Linked DNA regions of Homo sapiens: region 2 is linked to region 1. Evidence: read pairs that join two places in POLR2A ChIA-PET (ENCODE). Cell type or tissue: MCF 10A. All regions are shown on one strand. Links, peaks and the distances in the headings refer to the core of each region. The heading gives the core; the rest is flanking DNA.

Evidence for each region. ChIA-PET counts read pairs that join two places held together with the same protein. Peaks named below come from ENCODE experiments on the same cell type or tissue, not always from the same donor. Only the 100,000 strongest peaks of a DNase experiment are listed, where the experiment ranks them.
Region 2: POLR2A ChIA-PET joins it to region 1 with 6 read pairs; 4 of 35 experiments call an interaction of 5 or more read pairs at or near these places.

The regions. Positions count from the first base shown.
Region 1 is chr20:44,489,797-44,498,796 of GRCh38, forward strand. TTPAL (alpha tocopherol transfer protein like) reads left to right here. Exons shown (of 5, transcript NM_001039199.3): 5 at 1-4,807. It overlaps SERINC3 (serine incorporator 3), which reads right to left. Exons shown (of 10, transcript NM_006811.4): 10 at 7,645-9,000. Among named protein-coding and RNA genes, the nearest start is that of TTPAL, 18 kb to the left of the region's middle. RefSeq lists enhancers at 199-308, 6,392-7,591. In MCF 10A, for the core only: no CTCF peak of the experiment used is centred there; DNase peaks (open chromatin) are centred at 5,665, 6,155 and 7,375.
Region 2 is chr20:44,547,162-44,558,684 of GRCh38, forward strand. It overlaps a transcript of PKIG not described here. Among named protein-coding and RNA genes, the nearest start is that of PKIG, 30 kb to the right of the region's middle. In MCF 10A, for the core only: no CTCF peak of the experiment used is centred there; a DNase peak (open chromatin) is centred at 5,910.

The DNA of each region.
Region 1 (9,000 bases), core at 4,001-9,000:
GGCTATATCTATTTTGTTTTGCTTTTTGGTTGGGGGGTGGTGATCTGGTTCTTACACATCTTGGAAGCAAGAACAATCAGGACCAAAGTCACTTTGATCCCACTTTTCCAGGAGAAAAACCACCTGTTTGGCCAGTGAGAACTACTTGTATGAAATAATTTGGCCAAACCTTCAGTGTGACCAAATGTGAGACTGGGAGTTTGTGTTTTTCACAGGAACCCTAAGTATAGACCTCTGCTGCTCATCAGGAAACTTACTGGAGATGAAGGCCCCAGCTGTTGTCACCGGGTTTGGAAAGCACCTTAACTGAATCATGTAAGCATCAGGACATAAGCAGCACTTTGTGGTCAAATGTGGAAGCCGGAGACTTCAAAGCACCTCTGGGACCCACTGGTTGAAGTTTGCAATAGAAACTTAAGTTTTCCCAAATCCATAAAGCCTTAGCCCTGGTTCTCAATAGAATCAGGGACCTAGCAGGAAATGATTTTACTCAACCTAAAATGCTGGATCCCAGGCCCGTGTAGCTATAAGAATTCTGGCCTGGATCCCAGGTGTACAACTATGGACAAGATATGGGCCTCTACTTTCTCCTCTATAAAATGAGGCTGGATGAAATGTCAGCTAGGGCCATTTTGGCTGCTGAGGCTCTGGGATTTGGTTTAGTTACTGAATGTTAGATTTTCTGCCTAGAAAGATAACTATCTAGATACAAGTGGTTGGATCCTGTTTTTGTTTGTGGTACATGTGTCTTTCCAAGAGAGATGTGTCACCAATTAGCCCTGCCTTTAAAGAAACTATTATGTGTATTCCTGGGACTCACTGACACCAATTTTCTTTTTATAGTGATGGTTCAATTTTGAAAAGATGGCTTTTGTGAGGCCAGGTTAAGGTGACCAGGATCTTGTATGATGAATTCCTTCCATCCCTGAGACTCTGGTACTATATTGTAAACCTGGCTACAGTAGTTAATTACTTGAGATTCTTTAATTTTGGTCTCTGAGCTGGGCGTGGTGGTTCATGCCTGTAATCCCAGCACTTTGGGAGGCCAAGGTGTGCGGATCACAAGGTCAGGAGTTCGAGACCCGCCTGGCCAAGATGGTGAAACCCCATCTCTACTAAAAATACAAAAATTAGCTGGGCGTGGTGGCGGGCTCCTGTAGTCCCAGCTACTCGGGAGGCTGAGGCAGAAGAATCACGTGAACCCAGGAGGCAGAAGTGGCAGTGAGCCAAGATCGCACCACTGCACTCCAGCCTGGGCGACAGAGCAAGACTCTGCCTCAAAAAAAAAAAAAAAAAAAAAAAATTTTTTTTTTTTTGGTCTCTGGAAATGAACACAAGGGCAGGTTATTCCTGGGTCACTTCTGGGCCCCCCTGCCCTCCCAGCCCCACTTGAGTTTCTCTCTCTGGTGTGGGTGAACCAGTCAGCCTGAATGTTCTGCATTTCAGCACTTTAGAACCTCCCTGTGAAGATTTTAGCCTTAGCCCAAACATCAAATTAGACGGTTCACATGATGGTTTTTGACCTATTTCCTTTCTAATGTATTCCACATGATCATGGTGTTAAATAGTGAAAAGTACTGTGTTGTGTGTGCACCTTCTCCGTGCATTTATTAGACTAACCAGTCAAGCAGACAGCTCAGTTAGGGAGAAAACAATACTCTGAAATTTGAAGGCCAATCTGTTGTTACTAAGCTGTTTATCTCTATTGCCTTTTTAAATGTCTGGATAAGTTGTTGGTGGAAATTAAGTTACTTAACCTCATTAATACCAATTCTAGAGAAAGTTCTTTTCACCATGGATAGTAACCCTGGATCCTCTACGGTACTGGCTGAGCTGGAAGTGCCAAAAAGCACTCCTGGCTGCTTCTGGTTCCATCTGATGATGATGTGACACACACTGCTGAAAAGGCCCAAGCAGGGCAAGTGGGATGGCTGAAGGAGGGAAGGAGGGGGTTCAGAACCCACTGGCCTGGATGGGAGAACTGGGTGGAGGCTTCCCCAAGAGGGAAGACAGATAAACAAAACAAAACAAAAACTGGGTAAAGAGGAATGAATCACTCAGCCCTGATGTTTCAATTCTACACTGCATTCCTGGCCAGTCGCATTTGTTTTAATGCAGGCATGGCCACAGCTCTCCTAGAGAATTATCTCAAAGACCAGAAGGGACCTGGAGAGGCCTATTTCTTAGGTTTTTCCAGTTGGACAAGGAAGGAGTGGTTTCACTCAGCTTCTAGAAGGAGTTGGAGCCTAAGTTTATCTGCCTCCGGGAGCTGCTTGCTTTGTTTTGGCTCCGAAGAGGTATCAGATAGTTTTGACACCTCAGGAAACTTGAACCAAGCTGTGAAACCAAGACCTCCCTGCGTGAAAATCAAGGTGGTCTCCTTGTGGCTTCACCAGGATGTTTGTGTCAGGCTGTCTCAGCAGGGTGGGGAATGACCAGCCAGGGAGCACAGTGAGCCTTACTCAGCACTGGGGAGCGCACTGGTGAGGCAAACCCATGAACCTCAAGAACTGGGAGTATGTTCCTTCAGGGAGAAGTTCTGGCCCATTGCACAAACACTTGGAAATTAACTTTTCCCTAAATTCAAGATAGTGTGGTGTCGGAAGGAAATGGGACAGTAAATTAGGAGACGCGGGCTCCACCTTTACCTTACTACGTGGCCTTTGATGAGCTGGCTTAACATCCCTGAGTGATTCCATGATAGAGATCTATACTCCAAACTTTATTCCTGGTATCTAGTTGGCTTCACTGCCACAGACACTGTACTCTCTCTTTTTAGAAGTTTTTTTCCTTTTTTTTCCCCCTCAATTGGCTTATTTAGTAAATTTAGGTCTGAATGAATTGGTACCTAAAAGCTTCCAAATCTATACATTTCAGAATATGGGAATTTTCTTCCTCTTCTTCCCCCATATCCCAACATGGAATTCTGGAAAACTGTGCCTCTTCCCCTGTTCTGCCTTCATGGGGGAGAGACTGGATGAAATCTACAAAAACAGCCAAAAGTGCCACCCTGGCTTCATGTCTTGAATTTCTAACTTGCTCTTGGCAAAGGTCGCTTTATTTTTTAATTTTTTTCCTTGCATTTTCTTTTTTATTCTATTGCTGCTGCAAAAATTAAGGCAAAAGTAGCTTTCGATCTTTCATATTTCATCCTGGTTTCACAAGGAGTCACTTATCTTAGGAGGTCTGTAAGTCAGGTTACAAGGCCGGGAGCGGTGGCTCACACCTGTAATCCCAACACTTTGAGCGGCTGAGGTGGGTGTATCACCTGAAGTCCGGAGTTTGAGACCAGCCTGGCCAACATGGTGAAACCCCGTCTCTACTAAAAATACAAAAAATTGGCTGGGCATGGTGGTGGGTGCCTGTAATCCCAGCTACTTGGGAAGCTGAAGCAGGAGAATCACTTAAACCCAGGTGGCGGAGGTTGCAGTGAGCCGACATCGCGCCATTGCACTCCAGCCTGGGTGACGAGTGAAACTCCATCTCAAAAATAAAAATTGAAAAATCAGGTTACAAAACACCATTTTTCCCGAAATAAGACAATAAGAGGCTTTTCTCTGAATTCCTTTATATTGAGCCTTTCAGAATTCTCCCTGGGTGGGCAATTTCTTTAAATAGTATTTGACCCTCAGATCAATCCTGGGAATTTTTTTCATTTGGGTAGCAAAAGCTAGAGTATTGCTGTGGCGATTATAATACTTTTAAAAAGTTTTACCATTTTAAAGTTGCCAACATTTAATTAAGGTTTTCCTTTGAAGCCTCCTTTAATTTAGGGAGTAAAATGTTAGCTAAACCAATTATATACTATATACTATACACTGTATCTCCTGTGGCCATGAGAGGTGTGGCTATACCGAACAGAAACATGCCTACTGTTCAGGAAAGATGTCAGTTCTGGTAACACCTCTCTGTATTGGGATCTGTTAATTTTGTAAATCTAAATTCTTCTGCTCTTGGCCAGGTGCAGTAGTTCATGCCCTGTAATCCTAGAACTTTGGGAGGCTGAAGGGGGGGCGGATCATTTGAGGTCAGGAGTTTGAGACCAGCCTGGCCAACATGGTGAAACCCCATCTCTACTAAAAAGTACAAAAATTAGCTGGGTGTGGTGGTGCGTGCCTGTAATCCCAACTACTTGGGAGGCTGAGGCAGGAGAATCGCTTGAACCTGGGAGGCAGCGGTTGCAGTAAGCCAAGACTATGCCACTGCACTCCCGCCTGGGTGACAAAGCAATATTCTGTGTCAAATAAATAAATTCATTCTTCTGCTCTCCTGACTTAGAGAAATGGTTTGCTTAAAATGCTAGTAACAAACATCACAGTCAACAGGAGCTTGCTTCATGCGAAGGATCAATGTGATTTGTGGATGGAGATGATAGTGATGAAATTCCTGTTTCATGGGGCTGTTTTTCTTTTCATCTCACTGGGCAGCAGGTTTAGTGAGGCAGTGAGATGCTGCTGCTGTGGATTCTTGTAGCTATGCCTCGGCTTCTTGGCATATCAGGTAGGAACCTGTTACAAGTGAAATACTTGAAACCTCTCTGACCAAGAGCCTCTGATGGAGTGGGAGGTGAGCTAATTCTCTGACCAGCTTGGGGCACTGTTTCAGCCACTGGTCACATTCCTTGCTTCAAACTGAAATTCAGTTTGGCTTTGAGTATAGGGATACATGGTGGATTCATGTACTTCAGTGTTTGTTTTGACCAAAGTTTATTTTTCTAGTGCATTTTCTAAGTCAAAGTGGTGAAAATATGTAATAATTTTAGTATGCATGACTCAGTCTGAAACAATAAAAATCTCTGAAAAATGTGCATGGGGTTCTTTTGTGATGATGACAGTTTGGATAAAGGTTCCAAGGTTCATTATTCACAGCCCGGGTAGACCACCTCCTCTGCAGGTGAGGGAGGGAGGGGCACTGTGATAGGACAGTGCATTCTGTAGATGCGCTGGCTGCCTCTGAAGATCATACACAATTAGACTGCTGCAGTATGGAGAGGAGAATGCAGCTAGCTACACAGAGCAGTAGAGGTGATATGCAAATTTTTACATTCTTGAGGCCCAGCTATACTTCTTGGACTGGCCTTGAGTCTTTCCAGTGATAGCCAGCGATTTCCTCAATGTGCGCATGTGGGCTGGGCACACATGTGTTAAGGACACTCATAAATAATGTATTTTAACCTTCAGCTACCCTTAATGAAGCTGCATTACTGTTCCTGTTGGCAAAATGTAGCTTGCCCAGTGACACACAACTAGCCAAATACTAAGGATGGGATTCAAACCCAGGAAGTATGACAAGCCCACTGTTTTCTCCTGATGGCTGGAGACAAATAACGAGTCCCCAGATAGAAGAGAGAGAGAAGGCAGGACTCTTTCATAGAGTAAGAAAGAACCAGAAATTGACTTTTTAACTGGCTTCTTGAAAATACAAGCAGTGGTTGTTAACCTCTCTGAAACCCAAGTTGTAACAACATTTTATTCCAGAAGTAAGCCCAGACTCCTTGAGGGGTAACTGGAGCACGGCTTGCCCAACTATGGTCCCAGGCCTGCTAAGCTGTTTCTATGTCCCCTGTTTATTTGGTACTCTGTGCCCCAGAGTAGACAAAAACTAGGTCCCCATGGTAGATCTGGTGACTTGATGAGTCAGTTGAGAAATACTCTAACACAGGAGGTACACTTTTGATGATGCAACAGGTTAAGTACTTATATTGCAGCATAACCACCCCTTCAGGTCAGCCTTTCCTGAGGAAATTGTGGAACTTAAGTTCAGTCTGTTTCTCACATATAGAAAAATGAAGCTAACTGTTAAAATCCTTTTCTCTCACAGCAGTCTTATGAGGCCCTTTTCCATGAGTCAGTATTTTCTTGATGCCCCCTGCCCCCTCCTTACACAGTACTGGTTTGGTACCCATACACTCAATGGCAATAAAGTTTCACATTATCGCATTTAAAGGGTAAGTAATAAGACCCTTTAGGGTACCACTCTTCTGGGGAAAACGTTTTTAACCTAATATTCATGCTTTTTCCTGAGTAGGTGCCAGCCACTAGGGATAGCTGACCTAGTAAAAGACATGAGTCACTTGCCTTCAGGTGACTACTAACTTGTCTTTGTCAGTGATGGGTAGAGGAGCAAACACTCTGTGCCTGAGAGTAGACAAAAACTAGGTTCCCATGGTAGATCTGGTGAGTTGGTGATGAGTCATTAGTGAGCCAGATGACTCCCCTACATGTCTCTAATAAATCCTGTCTCTTATATTCTTATGGCCCAAGAGACACTGAGGTCTAATTGAAAAAAGAACTCTTAAGCCAAGCCCTGGGTTTCTCTGTTTCACCTCTTACTGAGTAACCATAGGCAAGTCACGAACTTCTCTAAGCCTCAAACTGATACGTAAAAGGAAGGAGGGAGGGAAATAATCACCACCTTACAGGCATGTGGATACTGTCTGTTTAATGCTTGGTACACCTACCCATCTATGTGGTTTCTATTATTCTTCTTCACCTGAGAACATAGGCATGGTGTGGCTTGAGTCATCCAGCAGTAATTAGGACATCACTGAGTTGGGTGCCTAGGTAACAGGACGGACAGACCAACACAACAGGAGTAAAGAGATGAACAGCAGCTTCCATTAATAAGCATAAGCCTACTATCTGTTATCAATCTGCACAGATCAAATGCACAACTCATTATGTGAATACTCACTTTAGCCTGAATGTGTAAAAACAGCCAGGTGCAGTGGCTCCCGCCTGTAATCCCAACACTTTGGGAGGCTGAGGCAGGTGGATCACCTGAGGCCAGGAGTTCGGGACCAGCCTGGCCAACATGGTGAAATCCCATCTCTACTAAAAACACAAAAATTAGCCAGGTGTGGTGGCGCGCACCTATAGTCCCAGCTACTCAGGAGACTGAGGCAGGAGAATTGCTTGAACATGGGAGGTGGAGGTTGCAGTGAGCCAAGATGGCACCACTGCACTCCAGCCTGGGCAACAGAGCAAAACTCTGTCTAAAAAAAGAAAAAAGAACCAGTTACAGATTTCTTTGTTCCTTCTCCATTCCTCACTTGGCTAGCCAAAAAGAAAAAGAACAAAACCTCTATACTGAGAACCAGGTCCATGGCTACTCTTTGGCAGGCAGTTTCTTTGATTACCAAGAGAAAGTTTTACTTCCCAACCAGATAACCCGCAAGACCAACCTAGAAAATAAAGGAGTCCAGCATGGACCTAGAAGCTTTCTCCCGGCTTTAACGAGGTAAAAGTGGCAGCCACTGCTATTGCCTTTGATGAGTTCCTAGAGCATGTCCCTGATCTGAAAGCCAGGGCCCCAACCCGCATTCCCCAAGGCTAGGCAAGCCCTTTCATAGTGATGAAACATAAAGGTACTCATCTGGAATGAAAGGCCACCCTGAGATCTGATGACTCAAAATACTCCCCTGCTTTAAATGATGATCCTGGCCTTATTCAGAATGCTGTCTTACTCATGCTTGTATATAATTCAGCATTCACATGTATAATTCACTTGAGTCTTGATTAGACTACTGGTTTTCCTACTAAGAGGCAGACTTCACTACTTCTTAAGGTAGGACCAAGCAAAGCAGGGACACTGCCTCCCGACTTTTAAAGAGCATTTGTTACTTCAAATTAATATCAGTTATCATCATGAGAAAAAAATAAAAACTTTATTGGACTTTGTTACATTTATTTTACAGTTTAGTATTGTTTGTATTTTGAATTACATTAAGGCGGAGGATGGGGCACTGTAATGTTTTTGAAGTTTAGGACCTTTAAAGCTCTTAAGCTGACTCCGCTACTGTAAAGAAAAGCAGGGTATCTGCTTCACACTGGCAAAATAAGGGGCTACATTTCCCCATCTGACCCTCAAATCCCTTGAAACGCTATACCCTGACATAAACCACTGGTTTAAAAGACAATGATTCCAATAATTTATATCAAGTCCTGCTTCCCTACCCCACACCTCCACCCTAACTGAGCCTGTCCCCTCTGTGTTCCTCTGTCTAATTCTGTAACAAAATCTGAAATCCAGCCTCCATCAGATTCTGGCTAGATATCTCTGACCTTTGAATATTGTCTTATTTTAGCCCATAATGAGATCAGCAGCTACTGTCAGTGCTATGTCAGTGCTAAAAATGGGTTACACTTTGCAAAATAACTTTATTCTTTAACAATCTTGTACACTAGGCACCAACACTGAGGCTCAGCTGCCTGTGGTCATAAATCAAATAGTACGTACTCAACAAATAATAGCTGACAAGTTTGATAGCCAGAAAACGGCAAAGCTGGGATGCAAACCCAAGCAGTCTGACTCCCAAGCCTCTTAACCATTCTTAAGAGACCACCTACCTCCATTCTTCTTCGAACACATGTTTTTCCTGTTTGCCACCTGAATACGTGGAACCACCATCCACCCAGCTGGTTAAACCAGAATCACTCAGAAATCTACCTCTCCTTCATATTATTCATAACTGCCAGTGTTAAAATTCTAATTGCTGGCCAGGCACGGTGGCTCATGCCAGTAATCCTAGAACTTTGGGAGGCCGCGGCAGGTGGATCACGAGGTCAGGAGATCGAGACCATCCTGGCTAACATGGTGAAACCCTGTCTCTACTAAAAATACAAAAAAAATTAGCCAGGCGTGGTGGTGGGTGCCTGTAGTCCCAGCTACTAGGGAGGCTGAGGCGGGAGAATGGCGTGAACCCGGGAGGCGGAGCCTGCAGTGAGCGGAGATCGCACCATTGCACTCCAGCCTGGGCGACAGAGCAAGACTCCGTCTCAAAAAAAAAAATTAAAATTGAAAAAAAAAAATTCTAATTGCTAAGTAGCCCTCACCTGTCAATTTCTCCCCGTCCCTACGATTCCACTTCTCTATTTCACATCTCATATGGACTGCACCTGGTCTCATCTCTCTAAATCCATTCTCTATATATCAGCCCAAGTGACTGAAGATAAAATTTGTTCATGACACTATGAATATGTTTTCAGCCACCCTCAACAT
Region 2 (11,523 bases), core at 3,281-8,280, 57 kb after region 1:
ATAGACATCTTCAGTAACACTTCCTTTGAATTCATTGTCAGTGGAGCTAGTCTTGTAGCCTTTTCAATAGCTTACATTCCGTGTTGGAGCAAAAAATGTTAAATGTTTATAAGGTAATTTCAAATATAAGCAAAAGTAGAGAGAATGGTATAAAGAAACCTCCATTATCTATAATCAAGCTTCAACAATTACCAGCATTTTAGAGCAAATTTTGATTTAGGATAAGGGTAGAGAGAATATGATGACATCAGGATGCTGATTTTGATTTTGTGGGGAGAGAAGCAGGCCATGTGTGGTGAGCAGGGTAGAGAAAGAGGAGGCTGGTGGCCCAAATACAAACCTGCCTCATAGGAGTTGTCTTGAGGATCACTTGAGTTGACATAGGAAAGTGGGAAGAACAATGCCTCACACATGGTGAGTACAGCCTAAGTGCTCCCACCACCATTACTATCACTCCTGCGTAGTTTGTGGGAGCTGAATGTGGGAGCTGTGGCACTTACTAACTTGGTGACTTTGGACACCGACCTTTCTGAGCTGCAGTTTCTTCGTCGGAAAAAATGGGAATAGTAATAACATCTTAAACATAGCATTGGCGGGGCGCGGTTGCTCATTCCTGTAATCCCAGCAGTTTGGGAGGCCAAGGTGGGCGGATCATTTCAATTCAGGAATTTGAGACCAGCCTAACCAACATGGTGTTGGTTTTAATGGAGAACCCTGTTCTCCATTAAAAATAGGCTGGGCATGGTGGCTCATGACTTGTAATTCCAGCACTTTGAGAGGCTGAGGCAGGCGGATCACTGGAGATCAGGAGTTCGAGATCAGCCTGGCCAACATGGTGAAACCTCGTCTCTACTAAAAATACAAAAAATTAGCCGGGTGTGGTGTTGTGCACCTGTAATCCCAGCTACTCAGGATGCTGGGGCAGGAGAATTACTTGAACTTGGGAGGTGGAGGTTGCAGTGAGCCGAGATCGCACAACTGCACTCCAGCCTGGATGATAGAGCAAGACTGTCTAGAAAAACAAAAAAACCCAAAAAAGGTAGCATCTTATCCCACACAGGCAGTGGAATAATATATGTAAATATGTTCTGGGTTAATTAACATTAATCACAATTTTCCAGAGTGGTTTTCTAGTCTGGAGGGAGGGACCATGTTTCTGGAGGTTTTTTCGGGAGTCAAGCCAATTCCTTCTGTGTATTCTCATTCTGAGACTTCATAATATTCGTGGCAGAGTCATTTGTCAGCCTAGCAAATAAACATTACAGGACAATAGGCTTTGTTTCCGTTTGCAAAATGTTTTTTAAATAATGAAAACAATTTTACTTTATGTAGCTTGTCCATATATGCACTGAAAATGAAATACTTATCAACCAAGTTGATAAAGGGATAAAAATAGTTTTCCTAAGGAAAACTATTTGCTGGGGATTTGTGTTGGACAAGTTTTGTAGCAGTCTGTTTCCCCGTCTTTGAAATATAAACAGCATCTTTATTTGTCTAGATTTTGCTTATAACAATTTGCTCAACTCCTAATTAAAGATAGCTCTGTCATCCACACATCACTTAGCTACTTTCCTAAAGCCAGAATTTCTTTAGAAAATCAGTTTTCTTTTAAGACTTCAAAACACTTTGCCTTCTCCTTAGTACTATAAAGAATTCTAATTATGTAGGACATTCATCCAGCCACTCCTCCCACCACACACACACACACACACACACACACACACACACACACACACACACACATATATCTGTCTGAGATAATAATTAGATACTGTGGGAAGAGAAATGAAATATCCCTGATGGTTTTAATAATTTTCTGCAGTGTTTGTTTGGACAAGAAAATCAGCTGTCACATCCCCTGGGTATGAGAGTTATATAAACCCAGATCAGAAAGTCAATGCTGCAGACTTAAATTCTCAGGAAGTTTTAAAACTTTTAAAACTACCACTTGCCTTTTGGATTTGACTTTTTAAAAGTTTGATTTTTGCTTTTTCAGATACTAAACTTTTGGCATTCTTAGTATTTGTGATTTATAGCATCTTGTACTTTTATAGACTTACTTATTCAAACAAACTAAACCCCCACTCTATGCCCAGATAACAAAAAAACACGTACAAGATACAGTTTTATCTCAAAATGAGCAATATCCTGAAGCTATCATTTGGTCCCAGTGACATATGAACTGTTCGTTTTTTTCCCCATATACTGTTCTGTGTAAATGTTCTATTACACAGTCTTTTTTTCTGGATTATTTTTCTGGAGATTTCGTTATACTTTGTTGATGTTTCTTTTCAAAAGCTCCCGCACAAATCATCTCCAGTAGTCATCCAGCCAGTGTTGTACTAGAAGATGTGTTACTTCTAATTTAAACTTCCATTTAAGGCTTGACGCTGTGGCTCACACCTATAATCGCAGCACTTTGGGAGGCCAAGGCAGGAGGATCACTTGAGCCCAGGAGTTCAAGACCAGCCTGGGCAACAAAGTAAAACCCCATCTCTACGAAAAATGGAAAAAAATAGCTGACATGGTATCACATGCTTGTAGTCTCAGCTACTTGGGAGGCTGAGGTGCGAAGATGGCTTGAGCCCGGGAGGTAGAAGCTGCAGTGAGCTGTGTTTGCCCCACTGCACCCCAGCCTGGGTAACAGCATGAGATCTTTTCTCAAAAGAAAACAAACTTCCATTTGAGAAAGTGACAGAAAAGTTTTGGATTTTTGTAATTATAGGAATTCTTTACTTTTCTTTGATAATATTATATCTCTTTCAGTGAAAAGGGAGTTAGGAAGAGATCTAAATGTACTCTTTGATCTTCCTTGTTAATCATTTAAAAATGGAATTCGGAGCTAATTTTAACTTCTGAAGGACCTGGGGGAATTTTATCTAGCACCTGAGGTATACCTTAGTTTTTTATGTATTGAATCTTTAGGACCAGTTTTATTCTTTCATTTAAATATGTAGTGAGCATCTAGTATGTGCTTACCATTGTGCTGTGTGTTTATATATATTATCTCATTTAATTCTCACACAAGCGTTGTTAGATACATAAAAGGGGACTTCAAAAAATTCATGGAAAAAATTGAATTAAAAGATAAAAATGAAAAATATAAACTTTATTTCTCAATATAAACTCCATCAAGTTCAAGGCAATATTGTAGTGATGATACCGGCCATTTAGCCCGTCCCTAAAGAACTGAGGGTTCTGGAAATTTAGCCATATTAATGCAGTCTTTTTTACATTATTAACTGAAAAAAAAAATGGATTCCCTTTAAAGATTTCTTAAGATTAGGAAACAAAAAGAAGTCAGAAAGAGCCAAATCAGGACTGTAAGGTGGATGCATAATGATTTCTGTGCACAGTGATTTCCCATTGAAATCTCGCAAAAATTGCCCTTGTTTGATAAAAGGAATGAGCAGGAGGAGTGTTGTCATGGTGGAGAAGGACTCTGGTGAAGCTTTCCCAGGCGTTTTTGTGCTAAAGCTTTGGCCACTGTGCCCAGCCACAACTTTCATTTTGTTAAGTCATCTAATCCTTACAACTGCTCCATGAAATAGGTACTATTATTATCCTTATGTTACAGATGGAGAAACTGAGGCAGAGAGCGGGACAGTAACCTGCCTAAGGTCCCAGAGCTCTAGAGTCAGTGGTCTTAACCTCTATTATGACCTCTCACTTAATGAGGGCCAGATTTCCCCTCTAGCTTTTTATTATGAAAAATTTCAAATGTGGAAAAAAATTAACAAGAGTACAATGAGCACCTGTATCAAAAACCTAGCCCAAACAATTGTTAACATTTTGCTGCATATAGTTTATCTGCATGTGTGTATTTCAATTTTTTGCTGAACTATTTGAAAATATATTATGGACATTATAATTCACTCCTTAAATACAAAACAAAGCAACATTTTCCTGTTTTTTTTTTGAGACGGAGTCTTGCTCTGTCGCCCAGGCTGGAGTGCAGTGATGCTCACTGCAAGCTTCGCCTCCCGGGTTCACACCACTCTCCTGCCTCAGCCTCCCCAGCAGCTGGGACTACAGGCACACGCCGCCACGCCTGGCTAATTTTTTTGTATTTTTAGTAGAGACGGGGTTTCACCGTGTTAGCCAGGATAGTCTTGATCTCCTGACCTTGTGATCTGCCCACCTCGGCCTCCCAAAGTGCTGGGATTACAGGCGTGAGCCACCGCGCCCGGCCCAACATTTTCCTTTTACTTGGTAAATGCATTCTTGGAAAATACATTGCCTCTAAAATCATGCAAAAGTACTTTGCTACAGACAAAAAGGAGTGGAGTTCTAGGTTCAGATAACTGTAAAGAGCTTTACATGAGTATCTTGATATTTAAAAATCAAGCAGAGTAAAGGGACAATTTTTGTTTCTATAAGACAGCCCCTCAATTTGCTGGATGTTTAACATCTTGGTCTCTACCTACTAAATGCCCATTTGAATGAGGAGACAATTGACTGTTGTGTCAACCAAAAAATGCCTCCCATCCCCTCCGTTTCCAGAAAGTCCTCTAGCCAGCTGTGCCTGTTGAGTGTCATTGACTTGACTGGTCTTCTGCTGAAGGAGCTATAGGTTAAATTAAAATAAAATGTGCTGTCACAGAATCCTTATCATCATGATTCAGAGTTGAGGTAATAAAGGTGGTAGAACTTATCTGTAATTCTCCTTTAGTTCTACAACCACATATGCTCTAGATTTGTAAACAAATATTCATTTATTCTGTTGTATTCTACCACCACCACTTTGTTCCACAAAAGGTTATACAGCAGATTTTTATTTATTTAACCATTAAGAGTGTCTCCCCGTGTATTGGAATCGGCTAGGAAATATTCGTAATTGCTACACTTTTCTATATAAAAAGGGACTTGAAGCAGACTCAGGGCCAACACAATGTAGAATCTGTTTCTTCTAGCTTTATTTCTCCCTGTGCTGCTAGAGGTACCAAAGGGTTTGTCTCAACTGTTACTACCCCTGACATATTCCATTGATCTCTTTACTTTTCTCTGTTGTCTGTCAGTCTGTTTGTCAGACTTATCTCAAATGCCACGTTGTTTGCGCGTATTTCTCAAAGCCATCCATCAGGATACAATCTAAATCATCACAGCACATTCTGTCTTGTGACACTAAGCACAGACTGCCTGTGTTACATTTGATTGTGTGTTTCCCTTTTCTTCCACATATGTTTCAGTAGTAATTTCCTGGGCAACTTATGTGTGGCGGGCCTTGTTTGGGATCTTGGAAATAGAGAGATGAAGCTCTCCTACATAGTCTCATTTACTTCCAATTTTGCTTTCTTGATAATTGGAGTAGCCTTTTCTAGCTTGTATCCCCTGCAGTACCTGATGCATTGCCTTGCTCAGGGTAATTCATATATATTTCTGAATTCAGTTTGGAATGAAAGGAGACAAGCAGGCACTTTTGAATCAAATCTGGTGCTGCCACTATGCAACTGTATATAAATCTAACCCAACCCCTGTGCGCCAGGTTCCTTATCTGTAAAACATGGATAATAACAACCATCTTACAGGATTGTTGTAAAGTTTAAAGATGAATTGTATGAAGCCTAGCAGAGTTATTGGCACGTAGTAGGTGCTCATGAAGTAGTTGTTATTGTAAGGGAGGTTCAGTCATTCCTTTAGGTCACTTGAGTGGGCAGTGGAAGCATTTAGGATCTTAATTGTCTTTAGGGAAATGCTTACTTAGTCTGGGGGCTTCTCCGAGAAGCAGGCTCTGGGGAAGGTCTGGCTCATTGCTGATTAACTGTTCCCTTTTTAGAGTCAATGATCTGAGTCTGTGTTTTGGAACCACTTATATAATGTATACCACCTGTTATTTGTGTATTTTTAGAAGTGGGAGTCGGGTAATCCTAGTCCTGTCAGTAAAAGAGCAAACTGTTTACCAGAAGCAGAGCTTTTTTCTTAACACTGACTCACACTGACTCATCTTTCTCATTTTTCTTCCCACCGCCTCATAACAACCTTGCAAGAGAGAGAATTTTTAGGGAATCAGTTGACTTACTTTTTTGTGATTTTCCAAAGTTGAAAGCTTGAAGGTATCAGGTCATTAATTCCATCCCAGGAAAGGCTAAAGTTTATGCTGCCTCGGAGTGCCAGTATGACCAACGCCATGTAGTGAATATCTCACATAAACCCTTGTCTAGACAAACCACTTCTGTTGGCTGAGAGGTTAGACAAGTGCCTGAAGTGTACATGTTAAGAGTAAACACATTTTGCTCTTTGAAAATGGTTGCCTTAAGTTGAACCTGGAAAGTTTGCTCTTCTGAGATAGGAAACCCAAGCAGTATTAGAGTCAGAGCTGTGGTAGCTTCACAGATGGATTTCAGATAACAGAGAGGCCAGACAGCACATTAGATCAGCAAAATGGTGAAGGAAGCTTTATAGATCAGAATGACTGATATCTTTGTGCCTTCATTTAACATTCATTAAATGAACATTTACTGATCATCTGTGATATACTTGGTGCTAGGGTTATGACAGTGACTAATAAAAACATAGTGCCTGCTGTCATGGACCTTATACTCTAATGCTCGTTTATAGTAAATGCTAAGGGAACAGAGAGATGCCTTGGCCTGCATATGTGAACATGTTCCTGTGCACACGGGTGAGGGGAGGAAGGAAGGCTCCTTGGAGGAAAAGGCACCCAAGCTGAGTCTGGTGGGGTGAGTAGGCATTAACTAGGAGAAAAGGGTTAGTTAGGGGAATGTGGGGTTGGCTGAAGAGTATTACATGCTGAAATGAGCTATGAGTCTTGGGGTCGAGAGAAGAGCTTGCCCTTGGAGAAGCTGAAAAAAGTGACCAAAGGACAGTGAGAGGGAAGTTTGGCACAAAATAAATTCAGAGAAGCTAACAGTGACAGCAGAGCATTGTAGACCAGTTTATTAATTTAAAAAAAAATTTTTTTTTTTTTGAGACAGAATCTTGCTCTGTCGCCCAGGCTGGAGTGCTGTGATATGATCTCAATCTCAGTTCACTGCAACCTCTGCCTCGCAGGCTCAAGCAATTCTCGTGCCTCAGCCTTCCCAGTACCTGGGATTACAGGCACACACCACCATGCCTGGCTAATTTTTTTTTTGTATTTTTAGTAGAGACAGGGTTTCACCATGTTGGTCAGGCTGGTCTCGAACTCCGGCCTCAAGTGATTCACCCACCTCAGCCTCCCAAAGTGCTAGGATTATAAGTGTGAGCCACTGTGCAAGGCCTAAAAAATTTTTTAATCCAGATAAATTTAACATATAGTGAAATGCTCATGACAAATGCATATACCTATGTAACCAACACCCCATTTTGAGTAGGAACTTTTAACTTGGTAGTCAGAGCAAGGGGAAGGATGGGTTTTTGAGCAGGGTCCAGACTTGATGCTAATTGCTAGCTAAGAACTGGGACAAGGGTGAGGGGGTGAGGGGGTGGCAAGTACCAGTGGGGACAGAGCTGGAATAGGCAGTAGTTTGCTGGTGGGCAGGAGCTTCCAGCTTGGGGGCAAAAAACAGATTCTTGGTTTTCCTAACTTGTTTTTAGCAGAGGACAAACCTCTAAGTGCTTTGTAAGATCCAAAGTGTCTATGCAGAAGACAACAGACTGTGTTTTTTCAAAGATTTTCTGGGAAGACTTCCAGGCTACCTGCAGTTTGAAGAAAGTCTTCTGAAAAGGGCAGGGGGCGTGGGGGCACCTACAGAGACAGGATTTCCCCCAACTCGATAAGATACAGGAAAATAATCATCTTATTGATTTACTTTTGTTCTATAGTAATGTGACATTTTTTCTTTTCTGAGAGTAGGGTATTAAAAATTGTTACGGTTTTGGGTTTTACAGATTTGTTGAAGCTTAATATCATTTAAGTGTCCTATTTTAATATCTGTTTTAATATCTGTATTTTTGACAGACTGCCAGAAATCATTTAACATGTTACTGTGCTATTTTTGTTGATGTTGTCATTATTATTTTTGTTGATGTTATTCTTAAAGAAAAAAGAAAAGATACTATCGATAGAATTATCGTCAGTATTAGAAATTAAGAAATGTTTTAATTTCAATTGAAAACAAACAAGTAAACAAACATGAAAATGTATTGAGAGATGTGTGTATTCTCTACCTTTGTTTTATTCCTTTTACAAAAACTATAAGGAATAGTGCTTAACAGTGTACTGTCAAAACACTGACATCTATTTACAGGAAGTTCATTTCTGACCAGAATTGTTTGTTTGTCTCTCCAAAGCTTGCCAAATTCTATAGGTTTTATGTAAGTTTATAAATATTCTTGTAAACATTGGCTTTAAACTAAATCCTTCTAAATATCCAAACTACCATGTATCTTTCTGTGTCTAAATTCAGAGATACCATCCTGTTGGCTTTAGATAAGTTACAGAGTAGTTTAGGCCCACATGATTTAAGCTCACCCACAGTTCTTTGTTGATACTTGAGGATTTCATCTGAAAAGCATCCTGTTCATACTCTGAAAATATTTCTTTCATCTTAGTACTCCCACTCATTTTGTGTGTGTATATGTGTATAGATTATTTTATTGTTCCACATATATGTATATTTATTTTTTGTCCACTTGCTAGGGAACCTCATTTTTTTTAACAAGAAAATACTTGTGTGATAAGGTCATAAAACCCAAGAGTTGGGAGGAATATTAGAGACCTACTTTATTTATTTTATTTTATTTTATTTTTTTGAGACGGAGTCTCGCTGTGTCACCCAGGCTGGAATAGTGCAATGGCGTGATCTCTGCTCACGGCAACTTCTGCCTCCCAGGTTCAGGCGATTCTCCTGCCTCAGCCTCCCAAGTAGCTGGGACTACAGGTGCGTGCCACCATGCCTGGCTAATTTTTGTATTTTTAGTAGAGGCAGGGTTTCACCCTGTTAGCCAGGATGGTCTCGATCTCCTGAACTCATGATTCACCCGCCTTGGCCTCCCAAAGTGCTGGGATTACAGGCATGAGCCACCACACCCAGCCTAGAGACCTAATTTAAAGTTTATTGCTGCTTTATTACTCTGAACAACTACATCATTTATTACCTAAAATAATCTTTTTATTTTCTGTTCTCATTTAGCTGAATCTCTGAGCTTAAAAAAAGTGTGTTTGGCTTATATATCACATTATCCCACATATGTTACAACCAAAACTTAATTATTAGCCATAATAGTGTCTTTTGGCTAATATTAGTAGTAAGATTTTTGTTTGTTTGTTTGTTTTTTGAGATGGAGTCTGGTTCTGTCACCCAGGCTGGAATGCAGTGGCGCGATCTCGGCTCACTGCAACCTCTGCCTCCTGGGTTCAAGTGATTCTCCTGTCTCAGCCTTCTGAGTAGCTGGGATTACAAGCGTGTGCCACCATGCCTGGCTAATTTTTGTATTTTTAGTAGAGACGGGGTTTCACCATGTTGGCCACGCTGGTCTTGAACTCCTGACCTCAGGTGATCTGCCCCCCTTGTCCTCTCAAAGTGCTGGGATTACAGGCATGAGCCACCGCGCCTGGCCAATAGTAGTAAGTTAATGAAGATCTGTACTAAATTTGGATTCCAAGTGAAACATTTCTTTTTTTCTTTTTTATTTATGGCAGAGTAGAGGGTTGATAGATATTTGTTGGCTTTATTAGTTTTCTCAAATTGGTATGTAAAAATAATACTAGATATATAGGTTTAAGTCTCCTTCATAAGATTTTCTTTCTTCTAAACCTTTGGAATATGCCATGCTTTTCAAAAAGCCCCACTCATTATTTTTATGATAGTGGAATAAAAGTCTCCAATTTGTCAAGCTCATTATTCAAGCCTTCCAGGATTGTTTGCAGTTTTAAAATAAACTGCTGGGGGTTTTATGCATCTTGCAATATGAGTACTTAATTAAAATTAAAAAGGGGGCCATGCATCTATCTATTCTATTAAGGTCGTATATAAATAAATGATTTTATTGGGATTTTCAGTGTATTTAGAGTAATCTATACTTAATGAGAGGGACTTGTACTTTTCATTTCTTTGTACTATTTTTCAGCCTTTCCTGAACAGTAAATGTTTTAAAAAAAACTATACCCTTATTCCTTGGTCTCTAAGAACTGTGGTGGGCTGGGCGCGGTGGCTCACCCCTGTAATCCCAGCACTTCGGGAGGCAAAGGAAGGTGGGTCACTTGACAAGGTCAGGAGTTGGAGACCAGCCTGGCCAACGTGGTGGAACCTCGTCTCCACTAAAAAGACAAAAATTAGCTGGTGTGGTGGCGAGCGCCTGTAGTCCCAGCTACTCGGGAGGTTGCTGCAGGGGAATTGCGTGAACCTGGGAGGCAGAGGTTGCTGTGAGCCGAGATCGCACCACTGCACTCCAGCTGGGTGACAGGTGACAGGTGACAAAAAAAAAAAAAAAAAAGGCCAGGTGCGGTGGCTTACGCCTGTAATCCCAACACTTTGGGAGGCTGAGGTGGGTGGATCACAAGGTCAGGAGATAGAGACCATCCTGGCTAACACAATGAAACACTGTCTCTACTAAAAAAAAAAAAAAAAAATTAGCCAGCCGTGGTGGCGGGCACCTGTAGTCCCAGCTGCTCAGGAGGCTGAGGCAGGAGAATGGCGTGAACCTGGCAGGTGGAGCTTGCAGTGAGTGAAGATCACGCCACTGCACTCCAGCCTGGGTGGCAGAGCAAGACTCCATCTCAAAAAATAAAAAATAATAAAAAAAAAAGCTGTGGTGGAGTATATGGTACAAACATGAGACTTGGTGCTCTTTTGGATTCCTAAGGCTTTTCCATGTCTGAGAACTCAGGAGGCAGCCTTTGCATAGCAGAGGGACTAGGAACCTCACTATTTCTCCAAAGTTGACTAGCTTTCTATAAGATAACCCCCATAAAATCACTAGTCATTAGTAATAAAACTTTGTCTTTAAATGACTATAATATTTTTAAAAAGGACAATGAATATGTACTCTATGCCATCCCTTTCCATACTGTAAATGTGTTTCTGAAAGGTATGCTATTTAGATATACTTGAGTCCTATTCTAATATACGGAGAGGTTGCTTTTTAAATTGTCCTCATCATTGTGGTAGTAATAGTAATATTAGTAGTACTGGTAGTTAACATTTATGGAACACTTCATATATTTTACATACATAGCTTCCTTTAACCCTTATAATAATCCTATGAGTTAGGCATTTTATTCTCTCCATTTTGTGGGTGGGAGAACTGAGACTTGATATGTGGACTATATGATTGATCGATTGGTTGATTTTGGTAAAGTTCAGATATCTTTTGTCCTGTGCTTGACACTCTAAAATAGTAAGTATTTGGGTAACAAATAATTGTAAGAGAGAGAAAATCATCTTATCTTTTGGACTATTCCCTTCTATTCCATTCCTACTGCCAACACTCCAGTCCAACCTCACATTTCTTTTTCTTTCTTTTTTTCTTTTTTCTTTCTTTCTTTCTTTCTTTCTTTCTTTCTTTCTTTCTCATTCTTTCTTTTTCATTCTTTCTTTTTTTCTTTCTCCTTCCTTCCTTCCTCTCTCTCTTTCTTTCTTT